Linked DNA regions of Mus musculus: region 1 is linked to region 2. Evidence: chromatin loops called from intact Hi-C (ENCODE). Cell type or tissue: left cerebral cortex. All regions are shown on one strand.

The links. Peaks named below come from ENCODE experiments on the same cell type or tissue, not always from the same donor. Only the 100,000 strongest peaks of a DNase experiment are listed, where the experiment ranks them.
Region 1: a loop joins it to region 2, with 6 times the contacts of the local background. A loop is called at or near these places in 21 of 42 quality-filtered maps.

Annotation. Positions count from the first base shown.
Region 1 is chr2:180,547,871-180,555,870 of GRCm38, reverse strand. The region is part of intron 3 of Gm30144 (a long non-coding RNA gene); the gene reads left to right. Among named protein-coding and RNA genes, the nearest start is that of Mrgbp, 29 kb to the left of the region's middle. In left cerebral cortex, a CTCF peak has its summit at 432 (motif pointing right); DNase peaks (open chromatin) are centred at 455, 3,360 and 3,574.
Region 2 is chr2:180,469,264-180,477,263 of GRCm38, reverse strand. Slco4a1 (solute carrier organic anion transporter family, member 4a1) reads right to left here. Exons shown (of 12, transcript NM_001355218.1): 6 at 6,006-6,160; 7 at 5,015-5,210; 8 at 4,694-4,859; 9 at 4,431-4,603; 10 at 4,097-4,161; 11 at 3,602-3,750; 12 at 2,414-3,160. The coding sequence ends at 3,020. Among named protein-coding and RNA genes, the nearest start is that of Slco4a1, 17 kb to the right of the region's middle. In left cerebral cortex, CTCF peaks have their summits at 3,996, 4,380 (motif pointing left) and 7,234 (motif pointing left); DNase peaks (open chromatin) are centred at 3,991 and 4,290.

The DNA.
Region 1 (8,000 bases), 79 kb before region 2:
AAAAAACAAAATCTCAACAAACAAACACCACACACAAGTAATGAAAATGGTATGGGGCAGTGACAGTCTCCACCTGACCCCAAGTCCTCCTCTTCCAGGGTTGTCAGAGGGGGGTGGTAGAGGGTGGGAGAGCTGGCTCTCCCTGAGAGGAGGCAGAGTTTCTGTGAATGTCCTGGAACTCGCTCTGCAGACCAGGGTGGCCTTGAACTCAGAGATCTGCCTGCCTCTGCCTTCTGAATTTGGGGATTAGAGGTGCGCACCACCACACTCAGCTACATTCCTGAAGAAAACATCTGGGAACAGAGTCTCTTCTTTCATTATTATTTATTTATTTATTTATTTATTTATGGGAACAGAGTATATTTTTAAAAATATTATTTAAAATTAATGTGTGAGTACTCTGCAGCATGTATACCCACGTGCCAGAAGAGGGCATCAGATGTCCTTATAGATAGTTGTGAGACACCATGTGGTTGCTGGGAATTGAATTCAGAATCAGCCAGTGCTTTTAGCCACCGTGCCATCTCTCCAGCCCTCAAAAGAGCATCTTGTAGCCAGGCTAGTCTCCAGTTCCCTGTACAACTGGAGGTGACTGAGAGCCTCTGATCCTCCTGCTCCACTTCCCAAGGCATGGTTCACTCTGCCTGGTTTGTGATCATTCTAGCCAAGTGAACCACACACATACTTAATTTTTTTGAGATATGATTTTGCTTTGTGGCTCAGGATGGCCTCAAATTCACAGCAATCCTCTGCCTTAGCCTCATCAGAGCTGAGAATACAGCTACTTGTGTCTTCTTCTCCTTTGGCTCTTTCTCCTCCTTCTTTAATATAAAATAATTATTTATTATAATAATTTTGAAATTAAACATAATTGCATCATTTTTCTCTTCCCTTTTCCAACCACATCCATGTAGCTCTCCCCCAGACTCATAGCCTCTTTTAAAAAAATTATTGTTACATATGTGTGTATATATTATATTCTTAAATACATAAATATAACTTGTTCAATCTGTATGATGTTACTTTGTATGAATACGATCTCAGAGCTAACTGATTGGTATTGGGTAATTACTGGAGAGCTTATATTTGTTTATTTGTCCACTCTTTACATATTTACATATTTATTTGTGTGTGTATATGCATGTACCATGATGCTTGTGGAGGTCAGGAGACAGGCTGTGGGACTGATCCTAGGGATTGAACTCAGGTTGTCAGGGTGGAGGTAAGAGCCTTGACCCACAAAGCCATCTTGATGGTCCCTCCTTTTCCTTCTTCACCTCCTTTTTGTGTGGTGGTGGTGGTGTGTGTGGTATATATGCATACATTTATGTGTGTATATGTGCACATGTATGTGTGTGCATGTGCACATGTATGTGTATATATGCACACGTATGCATGTGTATATGTGCACATGTATGCATGTATGTGTGTATATGTGCACACATATGTATGTGTGATGTATGTACACATATGTATGGTGTATGAACACGCATATATGTGCATGATGCATGTGCAAACATGTATACATGTGATGTGTGTGCATACATATATACATGTGTTTGTATATGAATGTAGGTGCATACATGCCATAGCACACACGTGGAAGTCAGAGGGCAACCTCAGGTTCTGTGGTCCTCACCTTCCTCTTTGATGTTCCCTGGTACAGCCATATCCACTAGGAACGGCAAGAATCATGAAGCCAGCACAGCTTCATGACAGTTCCAGCAAAGCTGAGCCAAATGCTGCAATTGCTGTGCTTCTAGCTCTAGCCTTTGGGGTTTGGACTCTGTGTGCTGAATTACTGGGGACTTTCTGAATTATGATTCATTTTATATCATTTTCTGAGAAAAATTATGTCTGGGTTTTCTTAGGAAAATCCTAAATATAAACGATCTGGCCACATATGAAAGTCTTCCTGATGCCCTGGAGATCATTCAGCATCGATAAGCACATAGCTAGGTGAGGCCATCACTCTAGGAATTTTCTTGGAGTATCTGCCCCTGAGGTAACTCAAATCGTATGATAAAGGGCAAACAGACAATTGACAAACTCTGGCTGGCCAGGAGAACAGGTTACAGATTCAAGGCCTCTTTTTATTATAGCTTAGAGATCTCTATAAATGTAGTTTAAAGATAAGGGGTCATACAGGGTACACCCCTGGAGGAATAAAACTCAGTAAATAGATAGATGGACTAAAATAAGCTTCTCCTACTTTAGAGTGTGTATAGTGAAACATATAGTAAAAGAATCTAGGCATTAGTGTTTGCTACTCATAACAAGACCAGTGCAGATATTTCCTGTTTCTCTGGAGTGCTTTCGAACAACAAATCCTGCCAGCCTAAAAGCAGGCTGTCATATGACAAATGCGTTTGCTTTGGAGGAGGTAGTCTTTAGAGTCTTTAAGTTGGAGTTATAGGTCTAATAATAATAATAAGAATCTGTTTTGCTTGTATTTTCTAATTTTGACTGAACTTGTAACCCTGGACATGTAATGAAATGTCAGGCACATAATCCGCACATCTGGCATAATGATTAGTCTGTCTTTGTTCTGTGAAACCTGTATAAATAAACACCTGTTTGCTAGTCAGTAGAGCAGCAGAGGTGGCCCGATTGTTAGTCAGTCAGCTGTGAGATTCCCCTGACCAGGGCACCTGGCTCCCTCCCTCCCCTCACTCCCTCCCCTTGCCGGCTCTGAAGTGCCCTGCCAGGAAGGACCCCCTACTCTCTTCTCCATGCTGGGGAAGCTTCCTGGCCCCCCAGACCCTCTGAGCAGTTGACCACTCTGTTTGCCGTCGTAGCTGGTCCACGAGTCAGGAGAGTCTCTCAGGATCTTGCTTCCTATCTCACCCAGGAGCACCGAGGTTGCAGACGCAACCAGATTTATGAGGGTCCTGGGATTAGAACTCAGGTCCTCACACATATATAGCCAGAGTTTTCCTCCAGATGAGCTATCTCCCCAGCTCTACCTATTGCTCCTTAATGAACAAACTACCATGACAGGGAGCCCCTGCTACCCAACTGTGTCCCTAATAAAGAGGTGTGGTTCTCTGCTTGGATTCCGTGGGGACAGGAGGCCTCTCTGCATAACATGAGACACAGGCTTTTTGTTTTATTTCAGTTTTAGACAAGAGTCTCATTATGCGTCCTGGAACTCACTACGTAAACCAGACTTCCCTCAGATCTATAGGAACCCACCTACCCTGCCTCCTAAGTGCTAGGAGGAAAGGTGTGTACCACCACACAGGCAAGTCAGGTGACTCTGCTTTCAGATGTCAGCAAGCCATCTTGTCTCAGAATCTGAATGAGGGTTTATGATTGTACATTGGGAAGGAGGTGCTATGTGAGCTACTGAGATGGGGCTGTTGGCAGGAGCAGTCTGAACCTCGGCAAGCAAGCATGTGTGTGAACTGTTCCCAAGTTAGATATATATATGTGTGTGTGTGTGTGTGTGTGTGTGTGTGTGTGTGTGTGTGTGTGTGTATATATATATATATATATGTATATATATATATATATATATATATATATATATATATATATATATATATATTTCTGCAGCTGCGGAGAACGCCAGGCAGCATGCTCGCCCATCTGTTAGTGGTGATTAGCCCTGAGTGGGGTTAGTAAGACTTCAGTTGTGTGGAATACTCCTGCATATTTAGCATTTTCACCAAGGAATGAATGCTTTTATGAGAGAATAAGAAAGCACACAGCAAGCTAGGAAGCCAGAGAAGGCTGGGGTGGGGAAGCAGACCCAGGCACCCCTCAGTAGAGGGCACAGCTAGTGACTCCTGAGTCAAAGGGGGAGAGAAGAGGCCTGTGAGGGGCCTGAAGACGGCAGTTAGGTGGCTGAGTGGAGCTATTTTCGGGAGCAGAGGTAGCAACTGTTGGTCAAGCTCACTGCTGGTCCAAAACAATGTGCTTGGAGCCTACATCCCTCTCGGGAACCTCCTCCCCTATCAGGTTAAAGTGTCTTGCAATGTCTGCTCATTGGTCTCCACTGGACACCTAGGATACGCTGGGGGCAGAGATGGGAAACAGCTCTGCCTGGACCTCAGGGCTTTGGGCTTTGCCGGACGGCCAGGTAGAGTCTAGGGTTGAAAAGCTGAAGGTAAGAGAATTATTTCAGATCTGTGGGTCTTCTGGTTCAAGAAGTAAGTGACACACACAATCTGAGTCCCCCTGGTCCCCGTGGCGTGTGGGTGGGCGGAGAGAGGTTCTACGACTGGAGTCCACTGAGCAGTAGAAGGGTGGACATGCTTGATCACCTGTGACAACCATGTTTGAGGTGCTGTGTCAGGTCATACCATGAATGTTAGGAGAGGAAATCCCCAGTCTGGGGATTCAAGGTTTCCTCCGAGCTGCTGGTGACTATACAGCAAGGAAGGAAAAGACTGTGGAATATTTTGCTGGCAACTTTAAAGGGGAGCTGCAGAGTCTCACCACAGACCCTGATGAGCACATGAACTAATTCCACAGTGTGGATTTGGAGCGCTGCATGCCCCACAAGACACAGAAACATCTGTTGATATCAGATAACTGACAAACTAAAGACAGTGCTCCGTCCACATCTGCCTTGGAGAACATTGAGTCTACTGGTGTCGCTAACAGGAGTGAGGGTCACTGAAGGCAGCTACATCACAAAGAAACCCTCTGATAACAAGGGCAGCTGGAACCTCCTCTGACTTGGGGCTCTGGGCTTCAGCTACCTCTGTGATGTTGGCACAGAGGAGGGAGCTGGGCTGTTGAACCTCCCTCTGATTCCCACAGTTGTTTGTGGGCTACTGTGGAAACCACGTATTTCCAGGTGAGTTCCCTGCTTGGCTTCATTTTGGGAGTGGTACTCTGGCACAGGCTCTGCTGTGGTATCTGCACCTGGTATAGACAGCCCCAGAATCAACAGCTTGGAGAAGAGCTATGGGGGCAAATGAACCACAGTGTTGGACAGCTGGTAAAAGGTCATGATAGGAAACCAGGAGGCAGAGCTCAGGGCATCTGTCCAGCCTCAAGAGACAGCAGCTCTGGGAGCCATGGAACTTCTGACATCCCTGAGGCCCAGGGGACTGAGAGGACCAGAGTGCAGTAGACCCATAAAACACGAGTCCCGAGGTGTAGGCAGTGCTTTGGGAGAGACTACCGAGCATAGGAAACTCGGCTCCTACCTGCTCTCCTCTGTCCATCAGCCCCAGACTGGAACACCCAGACCCACCAATTCCCTGGGGAATCTGTCCATCCCTGTCTGCAGCATGGCTGCGGAGTAGGAATGCGTGCACAAGGTCTTTTTTTTTTTCTTCAGATGCTGCCAGTTCCCAGTATGTAGATCACTACTACATGTATGTCTAAGTATGTCCACTCTACTCAGAGCTGTGCAGGTGGCCACAGCTTGGAAGACACAAGCGTCTACCCAAAGGTCATGGAGGCTTTGAGTTCATCTCTATCATGGCACCCTGTGCTCTCCTGTCCTAGGAAATGTCATGGACAGAAGTGGAACCCTGATTCCCTCCCTGTCTGCTGGTCCTGCATTAGGGACACACTTCCATGCTGTGCATGTGGAAGATTATTGATTAGACTGCCCAGCCCTTCCATCCGCTGCATTGGCAAAGGAAGTGGCCTTTCTTCCATTTATTTGATCAATAGAGCCAAGTATCTATTAAGTGCCACCAGCCGCTGCCTGGTCTGCTTATAAGCAATCTCTGCTGGAGCTTGGTTGTTTGCTGGGGCTGACTTTGTCTGGATTCAGTTCCTCCTTACACAAGCTCTTTAGAAGGCAAGCGAGGTATTGGAAACATGTTTGTCTCCTGTCTGAGTGTCCCTTAAGCCAGGAAGCACAGCCTGCTTGGTGAGTGATCATCTGGTCATACAGACAATGAAAGTATACATCTATCTTTTGTGCAGGCTGTGGATTTGTGGGAAAGCCTCGGCCTCAGACAAGAGAGTGTTTTAAACTCTTCCCCCAATCCCCACACCCATTATCTTCCTTGATAGGTCTCCACCTTATTTTTTTTAATTTATTATTTTTATTTATGTGTATATGTTGGGTCTGTGTACATAAATGACTATGCTCACTGTGCTAGAGGCATCGGGTCCTTCAGGAGCTGAAGTTACAGGTGATTGTGAACTACCTGACATAGATGTGGGGAGCTGAATTTAGATTCTCTGCAAGGGAACTATATGCTCCTAATCACTGAACCATCTCTTTAGTCCTCCATCATGTACATATACCACATGTAAATAATATGTATGATATATGTATGATATATGGATAGATGTATGATATATGATATATAGATATATATGCATGAATATATGTATATGCATGTGATAGGACCTAGTGGGGAAACCCCCACTCCATTCCCGTTTCGGCGTGCACCCCAAAAAAATCACGAAGGACCATCTTGATGTAATTACATGAGGTTGTTTAATGACAGAGCTCTGGAACGACATGCATCCCACACAGGAGATAACAGATGTCGGCCACGAGGCTCGAAAGCTAGGGGTTTTTATGGGGTAAGGGGCTTAGGGGTGTGGAATTCAGCATAGTGACACACTATTGGCTTATTCAAACATCAGCAGAAAAATTACATGTACGTGCAGGGTGTCAGAGTTCTGTGAGTTGTTGACTCAGTTCAGATAGCCCTGTTATGTCTTCACATTCCCCTTTATCTTATGGTCAAGATATTCCCAGGAGTGTTTTAACTACGGGGCATACCCAGGTTTGTTTGTTTGTTTTTTCTCAGCCCCAGGCAGCCTCTAGGCTCACAAACAACCAGCAATTTCTGAGTACTTTATATGACTTACAGATCTTGAAATGTCATCTTTCTTTCACATGTATGACATATGATATATGTATGTATGACATATGATATATGTATGTATGACATATGATATATACATGTATGTATGATATAAATATGTATAAATATATACATATATTTCTTTTGGACTCAAGGTCTTACTGTAGTGCTAGCTTGCCTGAAGTCTATGGAAAACAGGCTGGCCTTGAGTGCTAGGATTAAAGGCTGTGTGTGCTGCCACACTAATCTCCATTTTTTTTTTTTTTTTTTATAACAAGGTCTCTCACTGAACCTGGAGCTCAGTATTTTGGTTAGCAAGCTGCTGGGATCCCCCTGTCTCTGCTCACCCAGAGCTGGTTTAAAGACACAAGCCGCACTGCTTCTGGCAAAAAGTGGGTGTTGGGATCCAAACTCAGGTCTCTGTGCTTGTCAGTCACTTCACCCACAGTTCTGAACCCACCTGCTGTTTTCATTTTTTTTTTCTTTTTGAAACAGGATCTTAAGTAACCCAGGTTGGCCCCAAGTTTCCTCTATAGCCAAGGTTGGCCTGGAACCTCCTGAGTGCACTGCCACACCCGGTGGCTGTCTGTGAAAGGGCAAGGCTGGGATTTGGAAGAGTGAACTGTTGCCTCTATTGCTTAGCCACGCAGACCACGGAGATCTCCAAGGAGGAGGGTCCTTCAGCTGGGATGGTGCCTGGGAATGAGGAGGCCGAGGCAGAAAGCACAGATGTTTGTGTTACTTCTCATGTGGATGCTTGGGCTTGGCTCCCCAGCATCTGGCCAGGAAGAGAAGTGGACGGCACTGTCTGCTCCATTCCTTCCCTAGCTTAGTCTCAGGCCTCAAGCCACCTTCATCACATGCCTTCAGCCACCCATAGACCGAGGCTGTTCCATGGGATAGAGGTCCCAGTGGCTCCTTCCATAGTGCTGACCCCGGGGCTGTAGAGCTCTTGAGCCTCTGGGCTAGGGAAAGTGAAGTTTTCATTTAAGTAAGAATTCTCACACAGTAGTGTGTGCAGCTGGCATGTGTATCTGTATCTATGTGTATTAGTGTGTGTGGTATGCATGTGCACGTGTGCCTGTGCTGGGAAGCTTTTCTTACTCTACTCAGAGCTGACAGTCCCTTCCATCCTAGGACAGCACACCTCTGCCCTCTCTGTCTCTGCCTGCCTCTTCCTTGCTCCTTGCCTGCTCCCCTGCCTCT
Region 2 (8,000 bases):
ACATAAGAGATGATAATACATCCAGTGTGGTGGTCTGAATATGCTTGGCTCAGGGAGTGGTACTATTAGGAGGTGTGGCCTTCTTGGAGTAGGTGTGGCTTTGTTAGAGGAAGTGTGTCACTGTAGGGGTGGGTTTTGAGTGCTAGCTTCCTCCTAGCTTCCTGGAAGTTAGTCTTCTCCTGTTTACCTTCGGAACAAGATGTAGACCTCTCAGCTCCTCCAGCACCATGCCTGCCTGGATGCTGCCATGCTTTCTGCCTTATAATGGACTGAACCTCTGAACCTGTCAGCCAGCCCCAATTAAATGTTGTCCTTATAAGAGTTGCCTTGGTCATGTATCTATTTACAGCAGTAAAGCCCTAACTAAGACACCCACTTAAACTGTGAAATCTTCAAAAAGGAGTGAGCATCTTAGCTTGTGTGTCATGGAAGGGCCAGCCAGCCATCTGATGGAGTTTCTCTAATGTTGCTTCTCTAGGTGGGGTCAACTGAGTATCAGTGTCTCAGCTAAAAAGGTGAAGACGATATCAAGGTGTCCAGAAAACAGAATGAGGTGTCCAGGTATAGTCAGAAAAGGCTGCCGTGGACTCTGTCAGCCACTCTGTGGGGCACACGAGGATGTCAGGTGTGAAATGTGGTCAGGAGCAGTGTTCAGACCCCAGCATGAGTACCAGGCAAACCGCTGGACACAGCCTATATGAGCAACAGCCAGCCTTTCTGAGAGAGGGGACATGTGTTCTGCATTTCACTCTGCAGTGGAGTGTCGGAGTGTCTGTGTTGCTCTCTGTAATAGGGCGTTGCCTTGTGTGATGGTTTGTATATGCTCAGCCCAGGGAGTGGCACTATTAGAAGGTATGGTCTTGTTGGAGTATGTGTGACACTGTGAGTGTGGGCTGTAAGAACCTCATCCTAGCTGTCTAGAAGTTAGTATTCTGCTAGCAGCCTTCAGATGAAGATGTAGACCTCTCAGTTCCTCCTGCACCATGCCTGCCTGGAAGCTGCCATGCTCCTGCCTTGATGATAATGGACTGAACCTCTGAACCTGTCAGCCAGCCCCAATTAAATGTTGTTCTTTATAAGACTTGCCTTGGTCATGGGATCTGTTCACAGCCATAATCCCCTAAGACACCTTGTGTTCTCCTGAAGGGCCCATTACTTCTCCAGACAGGAACTCTGAGACAGCCTGAGCTCTGGCCCTTAGGTGCTGTGACCTGCATTGTCTACTTGTGATAAGAGGTACGATGGTCCTGGTCACAGCGGAGGGTGATGCTCATGGGCTAGTGGGGACAGCTTAGTAGAGAAGGTGCCTGCAGTGAAGATATGAAGACATGAGGTCAATCCCCAGCCAGCACTGGTGTGAAAAGCCAGCCGTGACAGCACACACTCACAATCCTTGTGCTAGGGAAAGAAGCGAGGTAGACCCCTAGGGCAGACAGCCTAGTCTACTTTGACCAGTGAGAGACCTTGTCTCAAAAAACAAGGTGGATGGGGCTTGGGGAATGATATGGAGGCTGTCCTCTGACCTCTATATGCATGAATTTATACACACATCTCCTATTAACCCCCTCAACACACAGGCTTGTGAGATCCCAAACAACACATTGGCATTTTCTTTCTTTCTTTCTTTCTTTCTTTCTTTCTTTCTTTCTTTCTTTCTTTCTTTCTTTCTTTCTTTCTTTCTTTCTTTCTTTCTTTTTTTTTTTTTTAGATTTATTTTATTTTATTATATGTGAGTACACTGTAGCTGTCTTCAGATGCACCAGGAGAGGGCGTCAGATCTCATTATGGGTGGTTGTGAGCCACCATGTGGTTGCTGGGATTTGAACTCAGGACCTTCAGAAGAGCAGTCGGTGCTCTTAACCACTGAGCCATCTCTCCAGCCCGGCATTTTCTCAGTAGAGGTGAGGGACTTGGCTATGAGGTGGGACAGAGAGAGGCCCTGCATCCTTCATTTCTCTGGAGTTGGGTTGCCGGCAGAGGAGGCCATCTCTATGTGCCTGTGTGCTTGAGTGTGTGCAAGTCTCTCAATTTTATACTTACACCCTCACGCCGAATACACTTGCATCTGCACAGTATACATATGGTCACATACACAGCTCATACCTTACTGAAAGAAGTGTCTGGCTACCCAGCCTCAAGGTTTGCTGATAGGGTCTGAGTCATTCAGAAAGTAGGGGAGGTTTAGAGGTCTGGTTAAGGCCTGTCTACTTGGGGCCAGTGAGTGGGAGCCTGTACTATTATTGTCTTGCTTCTGGTCACAAAGGCAGTGGGGATGCCCACCCCAAGCCCCAGGAGTGTTGTGACTCCAGCCAATACCTGAGACACCCTATTGCTATGGAAACCTATACCAAATGTGGGCAGACAGACCTGCCAAATCAGACGCTTAGACATAAAACATCACACAAGGATCATTGGTTTAAATATTAAAATATATTATGTACACACTCTAACCAAAAACATAGAAACACACTGTCCACACAAGCTGCGTGGCACCTCAGATGGGATCAAATCCTCAGTGCAGTTTGCTTGGACATGAGTCACATGATCAAGTACAAAACTGATTCCATAAACACCATTCAGTGCAAAATATACGTCTGGACATAACGATTCAAGTCGCTGCTGCCCCGCATGGAGGCCACCGGGCTTCCAGGACAGGCAGTAAGCAGATTCAAGCAAATTACCCAATAGCTGGCTCCACAGGATCATTCCCAGGGCACTGCTGCCCTGCATGGGGCTTCTCAGTAGACACAGGAAATCAGGATCAGGTGATGGTCTATGAAATGTAGTGACCCCCTTTCAGACTCCAGGGCTTGGGGAATGTGTCTGGTTCATATGTGACCCCTATGACACACGTGACTTCCTCCTTAACGCCTCAGAGGCTGCTCAGTCACAGTGTGGGGCAGTGCGAGACCCCAGAACACAGTGTGAGGTTTTGCAAGGTCCTCAGTGTTACCGCCCTGTGGGGGTGGGTCAGGGTTTCCAGGAAGAGTCCTCAGGAAATGTGGAGAGGCCAGCGCTGTCACACGTTGCTCTGGAGCTGTTCTGTGGGACTGTCAGAGGCCGAGGACTGGCTGGGCAGGGAGGCCTCTAGACCATCTGAGGACACGGAAGGGGACTTGTAGAGAAAGTAGGCGGCGACGAAGAAGAGGAAGCCCAACACCTGGGGAGACAGGAGGAGACGTTGGTCCTGGCCAGCCTGGGGATTCTGCCCAGCTGTGAGTGCCGGTGTAATACTCTGCCTTACTCTTTCTGGAACAAAGACACGCCTTTCTGTATGATCAGCCCCGCATGAGACACCAGTGCTTCACTTAAAGAATGAGAACCACCTTTGGTTAAAAGTAGGAGCCAAGGGAAGGTGGAAAGACCTGGTACGGACTAGACAGGGTCCCCTAAAAGGCATGTACCACCCTTGTCCTTAGAAACCGCTAACAACACAGTCTCTGTAGGGCTGAGGAAGGACCTCAAGATGAAGTCTCCTGGATTCAGGGTGGCCCTAACCCCGTGGCCGAGCCTTTATATAAGGCAAGGTAGGAGCATGGTGGGGAGGCGGGGGGGGGGGGGAGGGCAGAGGTGGAGGCAGACGCCAGAGGAGCCATCTCACCTTGAAAGTGAGCCCTGCGATGAGCATGTACCGGCTCATGGCTTCATTCTCATACACGAAGCAGGAGCCCTGATGACCACACTGGTCTTGCCACAGCAGGCAGGCCTTGTCAATCACCCAGCCAAAGGCAATGGGCCCCGGAATACTGCCTGCCAAAGGAGAGAGTTCACTTAATATCCTAGTGGGTGAAGAAAGGATAGGTCATCGGGGAAGACCCTTGCAAGGCCACTTTGTCCATTTGTGGTTCCAGGGGCAAAGGGGAGACTTAACTCCCTTTTTGCAGAACTGGCATTGGGTAGGCGCACCATGGTTTCTCAGGAGGGCCTTTTTATGTTGAGGCTAAGAAACCTACAGGGTATATAGAAGGACAATGTGTCCCTCTAGTGGGCAGTTAGGGAAAAAGCCCTTCTCAGTGTGGCCCATAGCCTCATGCTTGGTTCCTTATGCCTGAAGCACTGCACAAGTGTACACGGCTTCCTCACCCCCACGCAGTACCTAGTGTTCTTACGACGATCCACTGGATCCCCAGGGCAAAGGATCTTTGCCGATCACTGACACACCTGCAATAAAAATTGCGCTATCAGAGCCCATGGAAGCTTGGCTGTGCACCTCATACCCCATACACCAGCAAGAGTCCTGGGCAAGTTCAAGGCCACATCACCACCTCCCTAGGTGCCAAGCACCTCTTTGGGGACCAGAGACAGTCAACTCCGATGCCACTAGAATGAGGCCCATTTCCAGGGCCTGCAGCTACCCGAGGGCCCAGCAGCATCTGTAGAGCGCCACCTGCTGGTACTGCAAAAGAAAATGCGGTGAGAGAGCTTCTTACCGTAGAGTAGCAGTTAGCGCTGGAATGCTGCTGAGGAATGTAAAGATAATTACAACGAACACGAGAACCAGAAGGAAGGGCTTGCTCTGACAGGTGGAAGCGCACTTCCCTGCGGTAGCATTGCCCCAGCCAGAGGAAGCCTTCTCAAGGATACAGCTACAGCCTCGGTATACCTGGGGAGCCCAACAACAGTGCTGATCACACAAAGGCAGAAGTTTCCGGGTCCCGGCCAGAGAGGGGGATGTGGGCGTGGCCACACTCACCTTCTGGCCACCCAGGTCTGTCTCGGCATCAGCAGGGCAGCCTGCGTAGCAGGGAGAGTAGTACATGGTGCCATCTGAGCCACACAGGGGGCTGTAGTGCTTCGGCTGGCAACAGTAGATGGCGTTGCAAGCTGCCTTTAGGTCCAGCTGTCCTTTAGGCAGGAGGCTACAGAACCGGCATCAGGCGGTATGTTAGCAGGTGTTCAGGCTTCCTGGTAGACTTCCCTACACATGTTACAGTGACCTTCACCCCCTCCCCAACGGTGCCAGCCCTCCTCAGGAACGCAGGGCCCCCACGTGTAGGGTCTCTACTAGGCTCACCTCCCAACGTAGCCGGTGGTCACACCTGCCATGTGCACATTGGGGCAGTGCATGAGGAAGACAAAGAAGGCTAGTAGGCTGGTCAAGGTGCAGAATAGACAGAACCTGATGATCCCAGAGCCACGGAGCTTGAACTTGTTTACCAGGAAGCCACCTAGGAGTGTACCACCACCGCCTGCTGGCACCACCAGGTATCCTGAAGAAGAAACTCACTTAGTGAGGGCCAAAAACCCCCTGATCCTGTCATTTCTGCTGCATTAGTGCGGACACTGAGGAATGGAAAGAATCATCCCTGCCCATCTCTGCTCAGGGATAGCTGTAGGAGTAGGGTGGGTTCTCTCTGTGCAGTGGACCTGGAAGCCCAGAGCCCAGTGAAAAAGGCATAGGGTGGGTGTACATGGGGTGAGGGTGTCAGCATAGGAAAGTGCAAAGAATGGAAGGGAGCTATCAGGTGTGGGCATCTGGGCCAGATAAGGATGTGTCTGGAGAGAGTGGAGTCACCAATATGATACCCTCTCACTACCCAGACAAGACCTGCAAGGTGGGCTGCATCTGATGGCTTCTATCCATACTGGTCAGTGCCCTAGGCTGATCTCAGCACTGACCACTGAGGGCATGGGGGCATCTCCAGGCAGAGGTGTACCTCTCTCATCAAGGATGTACCCTGCCCTCAGCTTAGGGAAGCCATGATCTGTAGAGTAAGGACTCTAGATGGTCCCTGCAAGCCAGCCTGGCACAGAGCTCTGTCAGGCAGGTACGGTGACTCAAACTTAGATCCCTAAGACTCTGGGGCACCAACTGCATGGCCCATGGGGACAGCCTGGCCCAAACCCTTTCTGTAAGGAGTGGTAGGTAAAGTGGCTTGCATGCAGGAGTTGGCCTTCCCTTCCGTCTTGGAGCACTGTCCACTTGGAGTTTGAAGGCTGAGGTTAGTACTTGCAGGAGCTCCACCTGTCCCTGAAGAGCGCTCCAATGCTCAGGGTCTCCTTACCGAACAGGGTGGCAGCCTCGGAGGCACTCAAGCTGAACTGGGCCTCGAAGAACTTGGGACCGAATGTGGACATGCCGGCAATGAGTGTGGCTTCAGTGGCCCCTGCCAGGCAGAGCAGGATGAACGTGGGGTTTCTTAGAAGGAGCCAGATGGAGCTGGGGTAAAGGGAAGAGAGACCAGAAAAAGGGAGAAGGGTCAGCATGCGCCAGACTGCATGCAAGGAACCTGCCGTTCCTGAGGCCACCCACACAGGAAAGGCACTGGGTTTGAGAGGGCAGTGAAGTGGTACCCCCATCTAGCCCAGAGACACCCAGAGTGGGTGAGAAGCTGGGCTTGGCAGGTAGTGAATTAATGGCCCCACTGTAAACCTTTGGTACCCTGTCCACAAAGCTATTAAAACCAATTACACAGACTATGTCACTGCTGTGGCCGATTTCCAGTTTCAGTGTGCGGACATGGATAGACCATGAATGGATGAAGATAGTAATTGCATCTGGTAGGCACTGGGACGGGACAAAATAGCAGAAGTGTCTGAGTAAGGGGTAGAGAGATGGTGACCACCAAGTTCAGGGCTGGACAGGGCTAGGAAGGGTGCTACTAAGGGACTGGGGGGGTAGGCCCCCATAAGACTCATACTCACCCAGGAGCTAGGCCATCAAAAGAATGGGGTCTCTAGGAGGTAGGACTCACCAAGGGGCTGAGGTCTCTAATGGGATGGGGCTCACCAAAAGATGGGCCACCAAGGGGCAGGGGTCACCAAGGGGTAAGAGGTCACCAAGGTATAGGGACCTAGACTGGGTAGGAGTCACCAAGAGAGGTACAGGTTGCCAAGCACAAGCTATAGAGAGAAGAGGCAGGCATCTTCTGGGTTTGGAAACAGGGGCCACCTTCAAGGAGTCCTGAGTCGGTCTGGCTTGCTCCCTTTCTCTTGGCTTGTACTTAGGGGATGGTGGCTGTAGGAGTGGTAATAGGCTTGGTGGTCAGATACAGTCTGTTAATCCCACAGTGACTCTGGCCTGGAGTCCTAAGAATCCAAGGTCCCAGCACTGTCAGAGCTGGGTTCCCACGCAGGGCTCTTTCCCTCCATTTGCCACTCTGTCTGGAATGTCAAAGACATCAGCCACACGGTGAGGTGGTGACTGAAGTGCCTTCCGCAAGGCAGAGTGACCAGGGTGTGACAGCACACCCATCTGACAGGCGGGCGATTCTGAAGGCTCTGCCTCCTGCTGGCCTGGAGTCAGGCTGCAGCTTCCCTGCTGGCTGGGAGTCGGGCTCCAGGTTTCCTGGGGTGAGTGAGGACTGTGTGCCAACTGTGAGGCTGATCATGAGCTATTAGAGCTCTTGGGAGCAGAGCCTGAACTTAGTCCTTCTTGGACAGCTGCCACCTTAAGCCTGGAGGTCACAGCGGATCATTGTCCCCTACGGTCATCTATCCCAAGTCGCAGGTCACACGGGGCCAGGGCATTCATCCCTTGAAGTCAGCTCATGGTGCAGTAACTATGCTGGCTTCTGCACACTAAAGCATTTCCAGAAGCCTGGGAGGAGGATTGGGTCTTAGGGGTGGGTGTGTCAAGGCTTATGGTGCCTGCTCCTGCCTCCTGTGAGTGGCCACTCCACATCCTTACCCCCATAAGACTCATTCTCTTCACCAAATCTAAGATCTAGGGCACGATAGTTCTGAGTACCAGTGGAGGCAGCAGCACACAGCTCCACACTCCAGCTCTGCATAGGGAGGATATGGGCCAAAATATACCATGCTCTGAAGAGAAGCCAGGATTAGTCAGAGCCCCACCATCAGCAGGGTCCATGACAGCGTGCAGACTGGCAAGAACCTACCGCTTCCTAGACAATGAACCAGGGTCACTGAGCGGTCAGACCAGTCCTAGTGAGAGACACACAGGATCCCTTCTGAGGTAGGGTACACTCAATTCTTTTAAATTTTACTTCTTGACCTGAGGGTTGAAAAGTCTTTCCAGTCAATTGTGTTCTGACTGG